Regions from separate parts of the Homo sapiens genome. Here region 2 is linked to region 1. Evidence: read pairs that join two places in POLR2A ChIA-PET (ENCODE). Cell type or tissue: MCF 10A. All regions are shown on one strand.

Region 1 (8,000 bases):
GAGCCAGCCTGCTGCTGCCTACAGAGGCTCCAACTAGTAGGAGGATTCCATCTGCCTCCCCGTGGCTTCTCTGTGAAGGTCCTGGGTCCAGAGAATGGAGGTTCCTTGTGCCCTGCAGTGAGGCTGGTCCCCAAGTCCTTCCAGGTGACATCTAGGCCCTGCCACAATGTGGCCGTGTCCCAGCCTGTTGCTTGTTTTTTCACTTGGCAAACATTTACTGAGTTCCTACCCAACGCTATGTACATACTGCCCTGTCCCTTTGGTGCCTGCAAAGTAGGTTCTGTTGCCTTCACTGGACACCTTCAAGGACCCCAGTCCTTTTGTCCCCAACAGTCAGGCCCCCCACTGACCTCAGACTCCCATCTCACCTAGCTAGATGGTTGTCAGATGCTATGAGGCCTTTGGGACCCTGGACCTGGTGGCAGGGGTGCAGTCAGGGTCAGGGATACCTCCTCTGCTCCCTGTCCTCCCCCTGCCACCCCAGATGATGGGAAGCTCTCATTTGAGGAATTCCAGAATTACTTTGCCGATGGGGTTCTCAGCCTGGGGGAGCTGCAGGAACTGTTCAGCGGCATTGATGGGCATCTCACCGAGTGAGTATGAGAGGGGGCCGTGGGTAGATGCGAGGCCAGGTTGTCTTTACCCCACTGTGTCCCCTGCTGCCTTGGTTCCTTTTGTAGGATGAGGAAGAGGGGGCAGGGAGAAAGGTACCAGGGCTCAGTTCCAACTTTACCCGCCTGCCTACCCCCTCTCCAGCTACAGCCTTGCCCACTACACTGCTTCCAGCTGGGACCCCAAAATAGCCAAGTCTGAGTCACCACCCATGGCTCAGCTCCCCATTCCCGCTTCCCACAGGGACCAGAGGATGCCTGGGGACAGCTGGGCCCCGCCTGCTTCCACCCGAGAATGCAGTGCATAAACACGCAACCATCTACCCCTTGTGTGCTCCCACATCTACGCGTCTTGGCAGGAGTGTGCACGCTCCTTCCCGTGCCTGCTCCCAGGGGTGCACACGCATGAACCGCTGTTACTCCCTCTACTTCCCTTCTCCCCTTTCCTGAGGGTCAGTCTCAGGCTCCTGAGACTTGGGCTGGAACCTTCATCTGCAGTGCTTCCCCTCCCCTCCTGGCCAGACTCCCCACCCAGTTCCTTGTCCTTCAGGGCCTCACTTAGGCAGCTCTTCCTCTAGGAAACCCTCCCTAACCTACAACTAAATACCCCATGCCGTCCCTGGACTTCATTGCCTTGCACCTGGCTTCCCCTTCGCAGCTCTGACCACTTCTCACTGGCCTGTGTCCACATCCATCTTCCCCTGGCCTGAGATCCTCTTGGTAGCCAAGAATGGGTCTGAATCTTTGCCCTTAGAGTGATTGGTGGGGGCAGTAGAACCCATTCTCCAACCCTGCAAGGACTCTGTCCACAGGAGCAACTTAATCTGGGGTGGAGCAGAAGTGGCCTTGTTAGGCTAAGCTGGGAGTTGGTGGGGTGGGATGTGGGGCATTGGCCCCATTAGTCCCAGTTTACCAGGCCCAGGTCTGAAGGGCGCCTTCTCTTTTCCCTGCAGCAATTTAGAAACAGAAAAACTGTGTGGTGAGTAGGCCCATGGGAGCTCTTTTCTCCTGTGGCCCCTGGGCCCCAGGGTACGTGTGGCAAGGGACTGTTGCTGGTCTCCTGATGGGACAGGTTGGGCTGGGCTCAGGATATAAGGCCTGCTTGGCTGCTGAGGAATTCCAGGGGGCCAGAATCCCAGGGTGGGTAGATGGGTGGGGGTCCAGGAACCCTTGAGCACCTCTTCTGCCTGCAGACTACTTCTCAGAGCACCTGGGTGTCTACCGGCCGGTGCTGGCTGCATTGGAATCGCTGAACCGTGCAGTGCTCGCTGCCATGGATGCCACCAAGCTGGTGAGTGGAGTGGCTGATGGTGGGGGATCCACTGTGAGGCAGTGGGCATCTGCTGTGCTGTGGGATCCTCCACAGTCTTGACTCAGGGTTATAGAGCTAGGGGCTTGGGTTCAAATCCTGGCTCCCACTTTGTAGCTGTGCCCCTTGACCTCTCTGGGCCTGTTTCCTCATCTGTAAACCATCATAACAATAGAGCTGCCCTTCATACATCACTGTGACCAGTGAGAACGAAGGCAGGGATTTTTGTCTGTTTTATTCTGTTTCCAGCACCCAGAATAATGTCTGGCATACACTGGGTGCTTCATACTAGGGGCTGCTGTTGCTTTAGTTGCTGGCCCATCACAACTGTGGTGGGATATCATTCAGGGCTGGGCTAGGCGTGGAAGGCTGTGCTCACAGGTTCACAGGGCAGGGCCTGGCCCGAGGACATACGTGAGTAGGCAGGTACGTGAACACCCACGCGTTTGTGTGGACACGTGTATACACAAGCTCGAACAGTGCTGATAGCCAGGGCTTGAGGCCCTTGAGTGGTGACTTCCAAAAAATAAGCTGCCCTTCCCTTTGTGTGTTCAAGAAATATCTCCACCTCCCTTTGCTCCATAGCTCTTGTAAGGGGGAGGGAGCAGTGAGCAGGCCCGGGATTGTGCCTGACCCCACTTTTTACAGAAGGGGAAACTGAGGCACTCATAGTCAACAATGACCTGAGCACATGGCTAGGCACAGGGCTCCTCCTCCTGGTGACTTTCACATGAGATTTAGTAGCTTTTCAAGGGATCGCCCCTTGGGGCCTGGCATCGGATGTATGTCCAAATGGTACATGACGAGGGTTTGGAGGAACTCCCATATCTGTGGCATGGACACAAGTGGGGCATCACCTTTATTGCCATAAAGTAGGGCCCTGTGGGTAGGCAGCTGGACTGGCATTCTCTGAACTGGCAGTGGTTGGGGAGATTCAAACTGCAGTTCAAAATGAGGGTCCCATGGGTCCCAAATACCTTCTCCTGGCCCAGAAAGGGTATGGGGGTGACCCATCCAGTCAGCTCCAACCTCCAGGAGGACCCTGCCAGCTCCAAACACTTGACTCTTTAGATAGAGAGCTGTCCCCCAACGCAGTGCCACCCCCCCCAGTCCAGCCTGACTCAGTTGAACACATCGTACAGCAGCCTGGAGCCACACTCCTGGTACATGGCCCGAGTTATCCAGCGGCGCTGGAAGGAGTGCAGGGAGGCCACCATGGAGCCGCCGGTCCACACAGCCATGCCACGCCCATGCTTGGCCACCAGGTGGGGCCGCAGGGCCGCGTAGCCGTGCCGCCGGCACTGCGCCTCCAGCTCCTTGTCCAGGCGCTCGGCGAAGCCAGGAAACAGTGTGGAGCCGCCGGCTAGCACCACGGTGTCTGCCAGGCGTGTCCGCAGCGTTTTGGGCATCTTCTGCAGCGCCCGGAAGGCCAGCGCGGGCAGCCCCTGCTCAGCCTGGCCCAGCAGGCCCGGCTGGAAGATGGGTTCGGGGCAGCGGAAGCGCTCACTGCTGAGGCAGACGCAGCACCCGTTACCCACGCTGAAACTGGCCGGATGGTGGCGGGCGGGGTCGCGGAGGTCGCCCTCGAAGTCCAGGGACACGTAGCAGCTGCGCTTCTTGAGATGTGTGATGGCCTTGCGGGGCAGGGCCTGCTGCAAGAGGTCAGGGTTCGCCGCCACCAGCAGATCCCGCAGGTAGCGCGACAGGGTGCTGCCTGCCACGTTCAGTCGGAAGGTGGCCTGGTGCCACGAGTGACCCGCGTAGATGGGCGTGGCGTGGCACACGCCCGCGCCCGCCTCCACGGCCAGCCCGCTGAACGCGCCGGTGGAGCAGAGCGCCAGCAACGCGGTGCTAGCCATGTGGCACGCGGGCACTGCCAGGGTCTCGAACAGCAGCTCCGCCACCCTTTCGCGGCCCGCGGGCGGCGCCAACGGCGAGTCGCTCACCAGCACGGGCCACTGCTCTGGGCACACCCGCAGGCCGCCCACCAGCAGGCGCTCCCACAGCCCTTCCAGCGCCTCCCAGTCCGCCACCACGCCGTGCTTGATGGGGTGCGCCCGCGCCACGCCGCCCGCCAGCTCGCAGCCCGGCGCTCCGGGCAGCACCGGCCGGTCCCAGCTGGGCACCAAGCTAGAGCTCTTCAGCACTATGCGCGGCTGGTTCTCGCCCGCGAAGCCCGCCTTGGTGAAGCCCGAGCCCTGGTCCACCACCACCGCGATGCGGCCCAGGGAGGACGGCCGGTGCACGCGGCGGCTCCCCGACACCGACGCCACCTTCGGGCTCGGCCCAGCCGCGGGGCTGAAGGCTCCGCTCCTCCGCGCCACTCGGCTTCGTCGGCCCGATACCTCCCGGCCTCTGTCCTAGGGAGTAGTCCCCTTCAGCCTTTGGCTCTGCCTCCGGAGCCTAAGTTCTTCCTCTTCTGGACCAAATCACCACCCTTTTCAGCTCTTGGCTCCGCCCTCTGGTCTGAAAGCCCCGCCTCTTCTGTCCGGGCCATCCGCCTCCTTTTCAGCTCGTGGCTAGTTCCTAGGCCTGAGGCCCGGCCCCTAGTTCAGGCTTCAGTCTCCGCTCTGGCTGGGTTCCAGCCGCATCTCACCCTCTTGGTCTCCCTCTGGCGCCGGGCTTCAGGCTCCACGCTCTCAGGACCCGCCTCTGCTTTGCTGTTCCGCCCCGTCAGCCCTTGCTGAGATGGCTGACGAGATGGCTAGGACTGATCCTTTTAGATCCTAAGAAGCCCCCGGGAGGAGCAGAACTTTGAGGGCGAAGGGGCCTTGTGGTAAGGCCATTTGGACATATATCCCCCTTGAGGACCCAGGCAGCCTCCTGGCACCTCTCACCTGGGCTTGACGGAAGTTCCTGGTTGTGGAGAGGGGAGGGGCTGGTCAGAAGGCAGAAAAGAACTTGGATTGGGCTCATTGTGACCTCACTCCCCAGCAGCTGCACTTCGCAGCTCCCTACCTTATGACAACTCCCTGGACCCATCCTCTCTTCTGGACAGAGCCAAGGGCAGTGATTTTGGCATCCAGGGGTCTGGCTTCAGCAGCCCAGCACAGTCTGATTCCTTTCCCAAACCACTTAGAATTATCTGATGTACTCTGTCCAGATGTGTGGCCCCCTACCCCTCCCAGTGCTGAAGAAAAAGCTTTTTCATCACAGATCTGCAGCTTCCCTGAAGAGCCCCCGAGAGGCTCTGGCCCTACCTTTATGGGCTTCCACGGATGGATTCACGTGGGCCTCAGTTTGAGACTCAGTTCTTTTTTTTATTATTATTATTTTTGAGACGGAGTCTCGGTCACCCAGGCTGGGCGTGCAGCGTTGCAATCTCAGCTCAGTGCAACCTCTGCCTTCCGAGTTCAAGTGATTCTCCTGCCTCAGCCTCCTGAGTAGCTGGGACTACAGGCATGCACCACCATACGCGGCTAATTTTTGTATTTTTAGTGGAGACAGGGTTTCGCCACGTTGGCCAGGCTGGTCTCGAACTCCTGACCTCAGGTGATCCACCTGCCTTGGACTCCCAAAGTGCTAGGATTACAGGTGTGAGCCACCGCACCCAGCAAGACTCAGTTCTGAAGCTGACTCACTGTGCAGTCCTAAGCAAGTCTTGATCTTTCTCTGGGTTCGGTTTTCTCCTCCAAAAGGTAGTAATAATCCCCCCACACAGGAAAGAGGTCACTTCTTGTCTCTGCAAAGCCTCATCCTCCTGAGGACCAGTTTGGTTGCAGGTAGAAGACTCAGGTGAATGTAACCCAAAATAAGGACTTTATTGAAAGGATCTTACATGTTATGGATATCAAGAGCAAGGGTGAAATCAGGTTTCAGGAACAGAATCTGACTGCGGGGCTGTGGGGAACCCAGGATGTGCACTGCATTGTGTTGTTTGTTTTTTGAGATGGAGTCTCGCTCTCTTGCCCAGGCTGGAGTGCAGTGGTGTGATCTCAGCTCACTGCAACCTCTGCCTCCTGGGTTCAATTCCCCTGCCTTAGTCTCCCGAGTAGCTGGGACTACAGGCGCCCGCCATGATGCCTGGCTAGTTTTTTGTATTTTTAGTAGAGACGGGGTTTCACCGTGTTAGCCAGGATGGTCTCGATCTCCTGACCTCGTGATCTGCCTGCCTCAGCCTCCCAAAGTGCTGGGTTTACAGGCGTGATCCACTGCGCTTGGCCTGCATTGTGTTTTTATTCTGAAGGCTGGCTTAGCCTGTGCATGTTCAAGTAGAGAACATGGTCTCTTACAGCTCCTGAATCACAGTCCTAGGGGGAGGGGCTGACAGGACCAGCTTGGGCCAATCACTGTATGGGCAGGAGGTGCAGCCCCATGGAAGAACATGGTTACCCTGATTGTAACCATGTGGATGGTAGGGAAGAGTCAGTTCTCACAATTAGCAGGAGTGATGTTATAGCTCTTGCAGCCTCCAGCCTGGTGCAGGCAAGGTGGAGGAGATGTTCATCCTGGTGGCGGTGACAAAAGTGCATCTTCAGCAGAAGCTGGGCTGATGGCTGTAGTGAGCTGGGACTTCAGTCCTGCTGCATCTGCCCCCAAAAGAGGGCATCCTGAGGTTGGTCACCAGAGTGTGGCAGGAAGGCGGGCTGCAGGTTTGGCAGGCCAGGGGTGGCATTGGGTGTGGAGCTGGATTTGGGACCCGGGAGAGTGAGGAGAAGCAGCAGCAGGATCCCGCCCACAGAAAGTGTGGCAGGGCTTCTTCTAAGTGATTTGGGGAGTGAGACTGAAGCTGTGGGCTTTTTCCCTGTTGGTAATGGAGACCTGTTGAAAGCTTATGAGCAGGGGAGTGAGCTGCCCTAGACAGGTAAGTGGTTTGGAATTAGTCTTTGTCACGTGGGGAAGGAGATGGGACAGGGTAGGTTGGGAGACAGGTGCCTTGGGGAAGACTGGGGGGCCTGAATGCTTTGGGGTTACCAAGCACAATGTGTAGGAGTGAGGGGCCAGAGAGAGGCCCAGGGCTTCCAGCTTCTCCTGGGTGCGTCCCCAGGCAGAATCCACGTCTCAGGCCTTGCCCCAGCTGACTGCCATCCTGGCTGTTCTTACCCAGGATGGTGCCTGTTGGCCGGGAACCCTCCCTCATGCCTAAGAGGGATTTCTGGATGCTGGGGGGATGTCAGGCTTTACCGGAAGCAGGTCCCTCTCACTAGCGTGGCCAAGCCTGGGTTTGCCCAAGCCCACCTCCCTTGAGCCTGCAGACTGGGCAGGATGTGACCTGGATTTGGAGTGTTGGGGGAAGGAAACTGCCTCCCGCCACTGTAGCAAGGTTTGGGGTTCTGTTCTGACCCTTGGCACAAGGAAGGAGAAAGCAAAAGACAGCCCTGGCTCCAGACCGTGGCGATGGCTCTGCCTTCATCACGCCCCGTTCACCCCTCTGCGGCTCCTAGGCTGAGCTTTGCCCACCCCGACTCCGCGCCCAGACGCCTCCGACAGGGTTCGCAGGCGCCAGGGTTGCCACGCACTCTTTATTGGGCGGGGTCCGGGCCAAGCGTTTAAAGCTGCGGGCGAGGGCAGCGGCACCGTTTGCGCGGCTGCTCCTCGGCGGGGCCGGCTTCGCGGGGAGCCTTCCCCGGGGACCGGAAGCGCGAGAGCAGCCGCGGCCAGCTCAGAGCTGCCCTGGCCCCGCCCTCTTCCGGCCGCCGCGCCTCTTGCCGCCGCAGCAGCAGCAGTACCGGCATCCTCGGCTCGCGCTCGCTACCTTCGCCCGCTCCGCGCAATCTGGGTGCCGCCGGGGAGCCCAGCCCAGCGCCGGACGCGTAGTCAATCCGTTGCCCAGCGTTGGCCAGCGGCTGCCGCTTGTCCAGGGGGAGAATCAGCACGATCCTGGTCTGGGGGTGGAACAGGGGCGTGAGGCGGGAGAGCGCGCTAGGGCCGAGCCCACGACCCGGGGCCGCTCCGCGCTTCTCCTGGGACCCTCGTCCACCCGGGTCCTGTCGTCCACCCGGGTCCTGTCATCCTCTCGTGCACAGGGCTGGAGGGGACCCCTGTCCAATTCAGGCCGCGGGGAAGCCCGCCCTTCCCTGCGTGGCGCCCCGGACTCCGCCTCCTTTCTGGAAACCCTCATCCATCCCAGGCTGACTTCC
Region 2 (8,000 bases), 270 kb after region 1:
AGTGCTGGGATTACAGATATGAGCCACTGTGCCTGGCCACTATATGTATATTTCTACATCTAGAATGAGATTTATCATAAGGAATTGGATCAAGTGATTATAGAGGCTGAGAAGTCCTACAATTTGCCATCTGCAAGCTGCACACCGAGGAAAGGTGGTGGTGTAAATTCCAGTTTGAATCTAAAAGACTGAGAATCAGGAGTGCCAATGGTGTTTAAGTCCCAGTCCAAGGGCAGGAGAAGACCAATGTCTCAGCTTAAGCAGTCAGGCAGACAGAGAATTCAACCTTGCTCTGTCTTCCTGTCCTATTTGGGTCCCCAAGGGGTTAGATGATGTCCATCCAGATTGTGGAGGGTAGTCTACTCTACTCAGTCCACCAAAGCTAATCTCTTCCTCAAGAAACACCCAGAAATAACGTTTAACTAGATATCTGGGCAACCTGTGGCCCAGTCAAGTTGACACAAATAATTAACCAGCACAGTGTTCTGCATTATTTCCCAGTGTTCTCCAGCAGGATTAAGACCTAGATGCCTGCAAGAAAGTTGCTTGTTAACAATGTTTATTGGCTGTCTCCCCTCCCTGTTTCACTCCCCTACTACCCTACCAGTGTTTCCTGAGATTACTTTGCAAATCAACTACCTGCACTCAAATACTTGTCTCAGTAGCCGGGCACAGTAGCTCATGCCTGTAATCCCAGCACTTTGGGAGGCCAAGGTGGGTGGATCACCGCAGGTGGGGAGTTAGAGACCAGTCTGGCCAATATGGTGAAACCCTGTTTCTACTAAAAATACAAAAATTAGCCGGGTGTGGTGGCGCTTGCCTGTAATCCCAGTTACTCAGGAGGCTGAGGCAGGAGAATCGCTTGAACCCGGGTGGTGGAGGTTGCAGTGAGCCAAGATTGGGCCACTACACTCCAGCCTGTGTAACAGAGTGAGACTTGGTCTAAAAAAAAAAAAATACTTGTCTCAGGTCTGCTTCTGGGGAGCCCAAACTAAGACAGAAAGCAGTCATTTATTCATTCAACAAATTTTCATTAAGCCCTTCTATGAGTCAGACCCTGTGTAGATCATGGGGATAAAGCCATGAACAAGACACGACGTGTCCCTCCCTAGCTGATAGTCCAGGGAATAGGCAATGATAAGAAAATAAGTAATGCCAACATTTTGAATAGTGACAAATATGGTGAAGAAAATAATAAGAGAAGTGATAGAGTAGTTTATATGAAGTGGTCAGAGAGGGTCTCTCTGAAGAGCTGATATTTATGCTGAGACCTAAAGGATGAGAAGGGGCCAGCCACGAAACAATTTTGGAGAAGAGCATTCCAGAAAGATAATAGTAAGAAGAGAAGCTCTGTGGGCATGGTGTTGCGTGCCTGTAATCCTAGCTACTTGGGAGGCTGTGGCAGGATAATTGCTTGAACCCGAGAGGTGGAGGTTGTAGTGAGCCAACATCACGCCATTGCACTCCAGCCTGGGTAACAGAGCAAGACTCCGTCTCAAAAAAGAAAAGAAAAAAAAAAAAGGACAGAGGGTCTGAAATAAACATTTGCTTGGGTTATTGAAGGAGCAAGATAAAATTATGTAGTTGAAGTATAGTCAACTAGAAAGAACACAGTAGGAGAAGTAAGTGGTAAGAAGTACATGGGTTGGAGAAGTAAAAGTAAGCAGGGGGCCAGACATGGTGGCTCATGCTTGTAATTCCAGCACTTTGGCAGGCTGAGGTGGGAGGATCACTTGAGGCCAGGAGTTTGAGACCAGCCTGGCCAACATGGCGAAAACCCATCTCTAGTAAAAACAAAAATCAGCCGGGCGTGGTGGTGCTCGCCTCTAATCCTAGCACTTTAGGAGGTCGAGGTGGGCGGATCACTTGAGGCCAGGAGTTTGAGACCAATCTGGCCAACATGGTGAAACCCTGCTCTACTAAAAATACAAAAATTAGTTTGACGTGGTGGTGCACGCCTGTAATCCCAGCTACTCGGGAGGCTGAGGCAGGAGAGTCGCTTTAACCTGGGAGGCGGATGTTGCAGTGAGCCGAGATTGCACTACTGCACTCCAGCCTGGGCGACAGAGTGAGTGAGACGTCGTCTCAAAAAAAAAAAGCAGGGGCCACATCATGCAGGCCCCTAGGATACAGTAGGAAATCTGGATTTTATTGCACGGGCAATGGAAAGCTCTTAAGCTTTTTGTTTTTGTTTTTTTCTTTTCTTTTCTTTTTTTTTTTTTTTTTGAGATGGAGTCTTGCTCTGTCGCCCAGGCTGGAGTGCAGTGGCTCGATCTTGGCTCACTGCAATCTCCGCTTCCTGGGTTCAAGCAATTGTCCTGCCTCAGCCTCCCGAGTAGCTGGGACTACAGGCACGCGGCACCATGCCCAGCTATTTTTTATTTTTTATTTTTAGTAGAGACGGGGTTTTACCATATTGGCCAGGCTGGTCTCGAATTCCTGACCTCATGATCCACCCACCTCAGCCTCCCAAAGTGCTGGGATTACAGGCATAAGCCACCGTGCCCGGCTGTTTTTGTTTTTTTCTTTTTCAAGACATGGTCTCATTCTGGTACCCAGGCTGGAGTGCAGTGTTGAGGTCATGGTTCACTGCCGCCTCAACTTCCCTGGCTCAAGCAATCCTCCCTGCCTCAGCCTTCTGAGTAGCTGGGACCACAGGTACCCACCACCATGCCGGGGTAATTTTTGTGTTTTTTGTAGAGATGGGGTTTTATCATGTTGCTCAGGCTAGTCTAGAACTCCTGGGCTCAAGCAATCTGCCCATCTTGGCCTCCCAAAGTGCTGGGATTACAGATGTGAGCCACCACGCCCGGCCTGCCACGGAGAGTTTTCAGGAGAGGGGTGATATAATTTGATTTAATAAAACAAACACAAATTCCCTTAGGCTATGTGTGGGAAACTGTTCTCAGGAGACAAGGTGACCATTAGCAGGCTACTGTGATTGTTTCTGATGAGACAATGGTGGCCTGGGTAGTTGTAGCTACCGAGTAGACAGATTTGACATTTTGGAGTTAGAGTTGACAGGGCTTACTGACAGATAGAATGTGGGGATCCAGGGAGGTGAAGAAAATGACCATTCAGTTCCTCCTAGTGCACCTGGAAGGATGGTTGGGCCATTTACTGAGATGGGCCAGAATGACAGGTACAGGTTTTTGGTGAAGGTGCATGTGTGGAAATGAAGAGTTCTGTATAAGTTAGAGATGGTCATCAGACACTCAAGAAGGGGTGTCAAGTAGGCAGCTGAGCTATGGCTCTGGTACTGCAGGGAGGGTCCAGCTGGAGATGTGAATCAGGAAGTCATTAACCTACAGGGCAGCACCCTCCAATAGAAATAGAGCGTGAACCTCTTAGGTGACTTAAAATTTCCCAGTAAGGACCGGACACGGTGGCTCATGCCTACAATCCCAGCACTTTGGGAGGCCAAGGTGGGAGGATGGCTTGCGCCTAGGTAGGAGTTTGAGACCAGCCTGGGCAACATGGGGAGACCGGTCTCTACAAAAAAATTAAAAAAATTTTAGCTGGGCGTGGTGGCGCCTGCCTGTAGTCCCAGCCACTTGGGAGTGTGAGGTGGGAGGATTGCTTTAGCATGGGAGGCGGAAGCTGCAGTGAGCCATGATCACACCATATTATTTTTCCCCCTGCTAGCCACATTGAAAAAGTAAAAAGAAACAACAGGTGAACTTAATTCAAATATTTCTACCACCATAGCTACAAATAAAAAAAACTAATTCAACAAATGTACTTATTTAATCCAATATATCCCAACAATTATTGCAGCACATAATCAATATAAACATTATATATATGAACTATTTGACACTATTTGACATTTCTTCTTCCACATCCAGTGTATCTGACATTTAGCGCACATTTGATTTGCACTCACCCACTTTGAGGAGCTCAATTGCCGCTTAAGTCCGTGGCTAGTGGCTGCCCTAAAGTTCAGCACCGCCACGGAGCTTTGGGTCCACCCGGACTGTAAAAAGGAAGCACTTCCGTTAGCATGACCCGGCCTGAAGTAGCGGCGGAACGGAAGTCGCTTGTGTATGAACGCAGCGGCGGACCTGTGAGGGGATCCGACTTGCCGGCAGAACTTACGCTGCGGGACCCCGGGCACTGTTGCTGCTGCGGGAGGTGAGCAGCGCGGCCGCCGGGGTGGGCTGCGCACCCGCTTTTGACTGGCGCCTGGGGCAGGAGGGGCCGCGGATCCCGGGAAGCGCACGGTGTTCAAGAGGGAGGATGGCACGGTGGTTATGGCGTGGGGCCTGGCGTCAGGCTGTAGGGGTTCGTACCCTAACCCCGCCGCCTAACCCCGTGTGACCTTGGACAGGTCACCTCCACTTCTTTCAAGGCTTCGCTTCGCCACCCGTGAAGTGGGGTTGACAGTACAGCCTGCCTCACAGGGTTGCTATGAGGGTTATAGGTAATAATTCGCGGAAAATGCTTTGCACCATGCCTAACGCATTGTAACCAGCCAATAAAATGTTTGGGATGTTGTACGCTGTTGTTCCAGCCTCATTGCCGACTGTCAGAATTAATTTCGAGCCTCCAGAGAGGCTTCTACATTGCGTTATGCAAAGCATTTTGCTTGTATTATTGCATTTGATCCTACGGTAGGCTTATGGAGATAGGTGCTATTATCCCCATCTAGAGGCTCCCAGAGTTTAAGACAGGTGCCTAAGGTTTAGCTGGCTTGGCAGCAGTGGGGTCAGATTCTGACTCCAGGGTCCATACTTTTTTTTTCTTGAGACGGGAGTCTTGCTCTGTCGCCCAGGCTGGAGTGCAGTGACGCGATCTCGGCTCACTGTAGCCCCTGCCCCGCGAGTTCCAGCGATTCTCCTGCCTCAGCCTCCTGGGTAGCTAGGATTACAGGCGCATACCACCACACCCGGCTAAGTTTTGTATTTTTAGTGGAGTTCATACTCTTAACCAGGATGCTCTAATACTCTCTGTGAAAGGGGGTGTGGGCTGTAAATGTGCAGTTAGTGAACGCTTACTGTATCTCAAGTTGGGTTTTTAATATCTTATTCTTAATAACACTTATGGGGTGGTAGGTGCTGCTTTTATCCTTATTTTACACATGTGGAATTGGCGGCTCAGAGACAGAAATTTGTCTTGCCAAAGGTCACACAGCAATTATGGAGTAGAAAGGGGCGATTTTAAAGTTCACACTTTAAGGCTGTTCTTCTCTGACTCTTGAAACTGGGTTGGCATTGCTCCTAAGTGCTAGTAGCAGATGTGGCAGGTCATCTCATTGGAAAGGTAATGGGCCACATCTGCTCTTTACACGTGTATAGCAGGGTTCCCCTAACCCTAGGTGGTAGAATGGTACCTGTCTGTGGCCTGTGAGGAACCGGGTTGCACAGCAGGAGGTGAGCAGCAAAGCTGGCATTACTGCCTGAGCTCTGCCTCCCGTCAGATTGGCCACGGAATTAGTTTCTCAGGAACACAAACCCTATTGTGAACTGCGTATATGCAAGGCATCTAGTTTGTGCATTCCATTTCCTTTTTTTTGAGACAAGTTCTCTCTCTCTCTGTTGCCCAGGCTGGAGTGTGGTGGCGCAATCTCAGCTCACTGCAATCTCTGCCTCCCTGGCTCAAGTGATCCTCCTACCTCAGCTTCCCAAGTTGCTGGGATTACAGGCACATACCACAATGGCTGGCTAATTTTTTATTTTTTAATTTGTTGTAGAGACAACAAATAAACATGGTCTTGCCATGTTGCCCAGGCTGGTCTCGAACTCCTGAGCTCAAACAATCCGCCTGCCTCGGCCTCCCAAAGTGCTGGGATTATAGATGTCAGCCACCGCACTGGCTCAAGATTGCATGCTCCTTGTAAGAATCTAAATGCCTGAGGTGGAACAGTTTCAACACACCCCTGCTTCCATGTCTGTGGAAAAATTGTCTTCCATGAAACCAATTCCTAGTACCAAAAAGGTTGGGAACCACTGATGTTTAGCACCTGCCGTGAGGCAGCTACCACAATGGGAGATGGTGAAGGTGTAGAAATGAATGATACTTGTTCCCTGCTTGCAGGAACCTGCCAGTTTACTAGGGCTGGCAGAAGTGTCAGTAATAATTAACAGCAAAGTGTGATGAGTCTTGTGATGGAGAGATAGAATAGAGCTTTGGGAACCCAGAGGAGGACCCCACCTAGACTTCGGGGGTGATGGCCAGAGCAGGCTTCCCAGAGGAAGAAAGCTGAAAGTACCATAGGCCACTAGAGAGAAGATAAATACCAGCCAGAGAACAGCATGTGTAAAATCCTATAAGCTAGTGAAGATTAATACAAAGAAGTGTGGCATGGCTGGAGTGTAGTAGGCCATAGATGTGGGGTCCAGTAAAAATATATGGTGATCCTAGAATTCTTCCTTAGTCAGAAAATTAAAAAAAAAAAAAGTAAATAGTATGGCTTCATCTCCTATACCTTAGTCACCTAAGTCTTCCTGGGAGGCAACTATTGTTTCTTATGCATTCTAGAGATATTGTATGTACCTGCAAATAGGTACCTCAATATTCCCACCCTCTTTCCCCACAGATTCAACAGTAGTATAATGTAGGTAGCATGGAGCATATTGCTTCCTTGCCTTTGTCATGTATAGGTTCAGCCTCATTTATTTTTATTTTTATTTTTTTGAGATAGGGTCTTACTCTGTCACCCAGGCTGGAGTGCAGTGGTGCGATTATGGCTTACTGCAGCATTGATCTCCTGGGCTCAAGCAATCCTTTCATCTCAACCTCCTGAGTAGCTGGGACTACAGGTGTGCATCACTGTGCTCGGCTATTTTTTGTTATTTTTATAGAGATGAGGTCTCACTATGTTGCCCAGGCTGGTCTCGAATTCCTGGCTCAAGTGATGTTTCTGTCTCAGCTTCCCAAAATGCTGGGATTATAGGCATGAGCCACTGCACCCGGCCACCAGCCTTGGTTTCTAACAGTTGTATCTTGTTTCATTGTATGGATGCACCAGAACTTACTTAACTAGTCCTTTATTGATAACATTTAGATCTTTCCCTTTCCTTTGCTATTAGAAACACTGTTGCATTGAATATCTTTTATTTTTATTTTTTGAGACAGTCTCACTCTGTTGCCCAGGCTAGAGTGCAGTGGCGTGATCTTGGCTCACTGCAACCTTCTCCTCCTGAGCTCAAGAGATTCTCATGCCTCAGTCTCCCGGGTATCTTAGAATACAGGTGTGTGCCACCACATCCAGCTAATTTTTTGTATTTTTAGTAGAGATGAGGTTTCACTGTGTTGGCCAGGCTGGTCTCGAACTCCTGGCCTGAAGTGATCCACCAGCCTCAGCGTCCCAAAGTGCTGGGATTACAGGCATGAGCCACTGTGCCTAGACTGAATGTCTTTATACATAGGTCATTTTGTATGTGTATAGATTTATCTGCAGGATAATTATGAGTGGAAATGCTTTGTCAGATGGTTTGCACACTTGTAATTTTGATGGAAAGTGGCAAATTGTTCTCTATAAAGGTTGTGTTATTTGCTAAGCCAAGTGTGAGAGGGTCTGGGTGGAAAGTTTGAAGGTAGTAGTTTGAAACTCTTTTTTTTTTGTTTTGAGATGGAGTTTCGCTCTGTTGTCCAAACTGTAGTGCAGTGGTGCGATCTCGGTTCATAGCAACTTCTGCTTCCTGGGTTCCAGTGATTCTCCTGTCTCAGCCTCCTGAGTAGTTGGGACTATAGGCACTTGCTACCACATCTGGCTAACTTTTGTATTTTTAGTAGAAATGGGGTTTTGCCATGTTGGTCAGGCTGGTCTTGAACTCCTGACCTCAAGTGATCCTCCTGCCTCGGCCTCCCAAAGTCCTGGGATTACAGGCATGAGCGGCTGCATCCAGCCAAGACTCTTGAAGGGTAGAAGGAGTCACTGATCGGGCATACAATGCCCTCACATTAGTTGCTTTCCTTCTGAAGGAACTCAAAGGAAGATGCCCTCAGACAGTGAGTGGTTTTCACTTTATTAAGAGGCAGTGTAGCAAGATGGGTAG

Evidence for each region. Peaks named below come from ENCODE experiments on the same cell type or tissue, not always from the same donor. Only the 100,000 strongest peaks of a DNase experiment are listed, where the experiment ranks them.
Region 2: POLR2A ChIA-PET joins it to region 1 with 29 read pairs; 12 of 35 experiments call an interaction of 5 or more read pairs at or near these places.

What each region holds. Positions count from the first base shown.
Region 1 is chr20:33,663,277-33,671,276 of GRCh38, reverse strand. It overlaps NECAB3 (N-terminal EF-hand calcium binding protein 3), which reads left to right. Exons shown (of 12, transcript NM_031232.4): 3 at 485-593; 4 at 1,565-1,590; 5 at 1,805-1,902. It overlaps C20orf144 (chromosome 20 open reading frame 144), which reads right to left. Exons shown (of 2, transcript NM_080825.4): 2 at 7,369-7,745. The coding sequence ends at 7,410. ACTL10 (actin like 10) reads right to left here and starts at 4,334. Exons shown (of 1, transcript NM_001024675.2): 1 at 2,752-4,334. The coding sequence starts at 3,779. The coding sequence ends at 3,042. RefSeq lists enhancers at 3,532-3,611, 4,422-4,641, 7,075-7,234, 6,492-7,428, 7,429-8,000 and silencers at 3,962-4,291, 7,475-7,664. In MCF 10A, a CTCF peak has its summit at 3,191 (motif pointing right); DNase peaks (open chromatin) are centred at 3,206, 4,436 and 7,536.
Region 2 is chr20:33,397,562-33,405,561 of GRCh38, reverse strand. It overlaps CDK5RAP1 (CDK5RAP1 mitochondrial tRNA methylthiotransferase), which reads left to right and starts at 4,043. Exons shown (of 14, transcript NM_016408.4): 1 at 4,043-4,134. LOC124904889 (a long non-coding RNA gene) reads right to left here and starts at 3,980. Exons shown (of 2, transcript XR_007067567.1): 1 at 3,887-3,980. RefSeq lists enhancers at 3,903-4,102, 4,243-4,332. In MCF 10A, a CTCF peak has its summit at 4,667; a DNase peak (open chromatin) is centred at 3,991.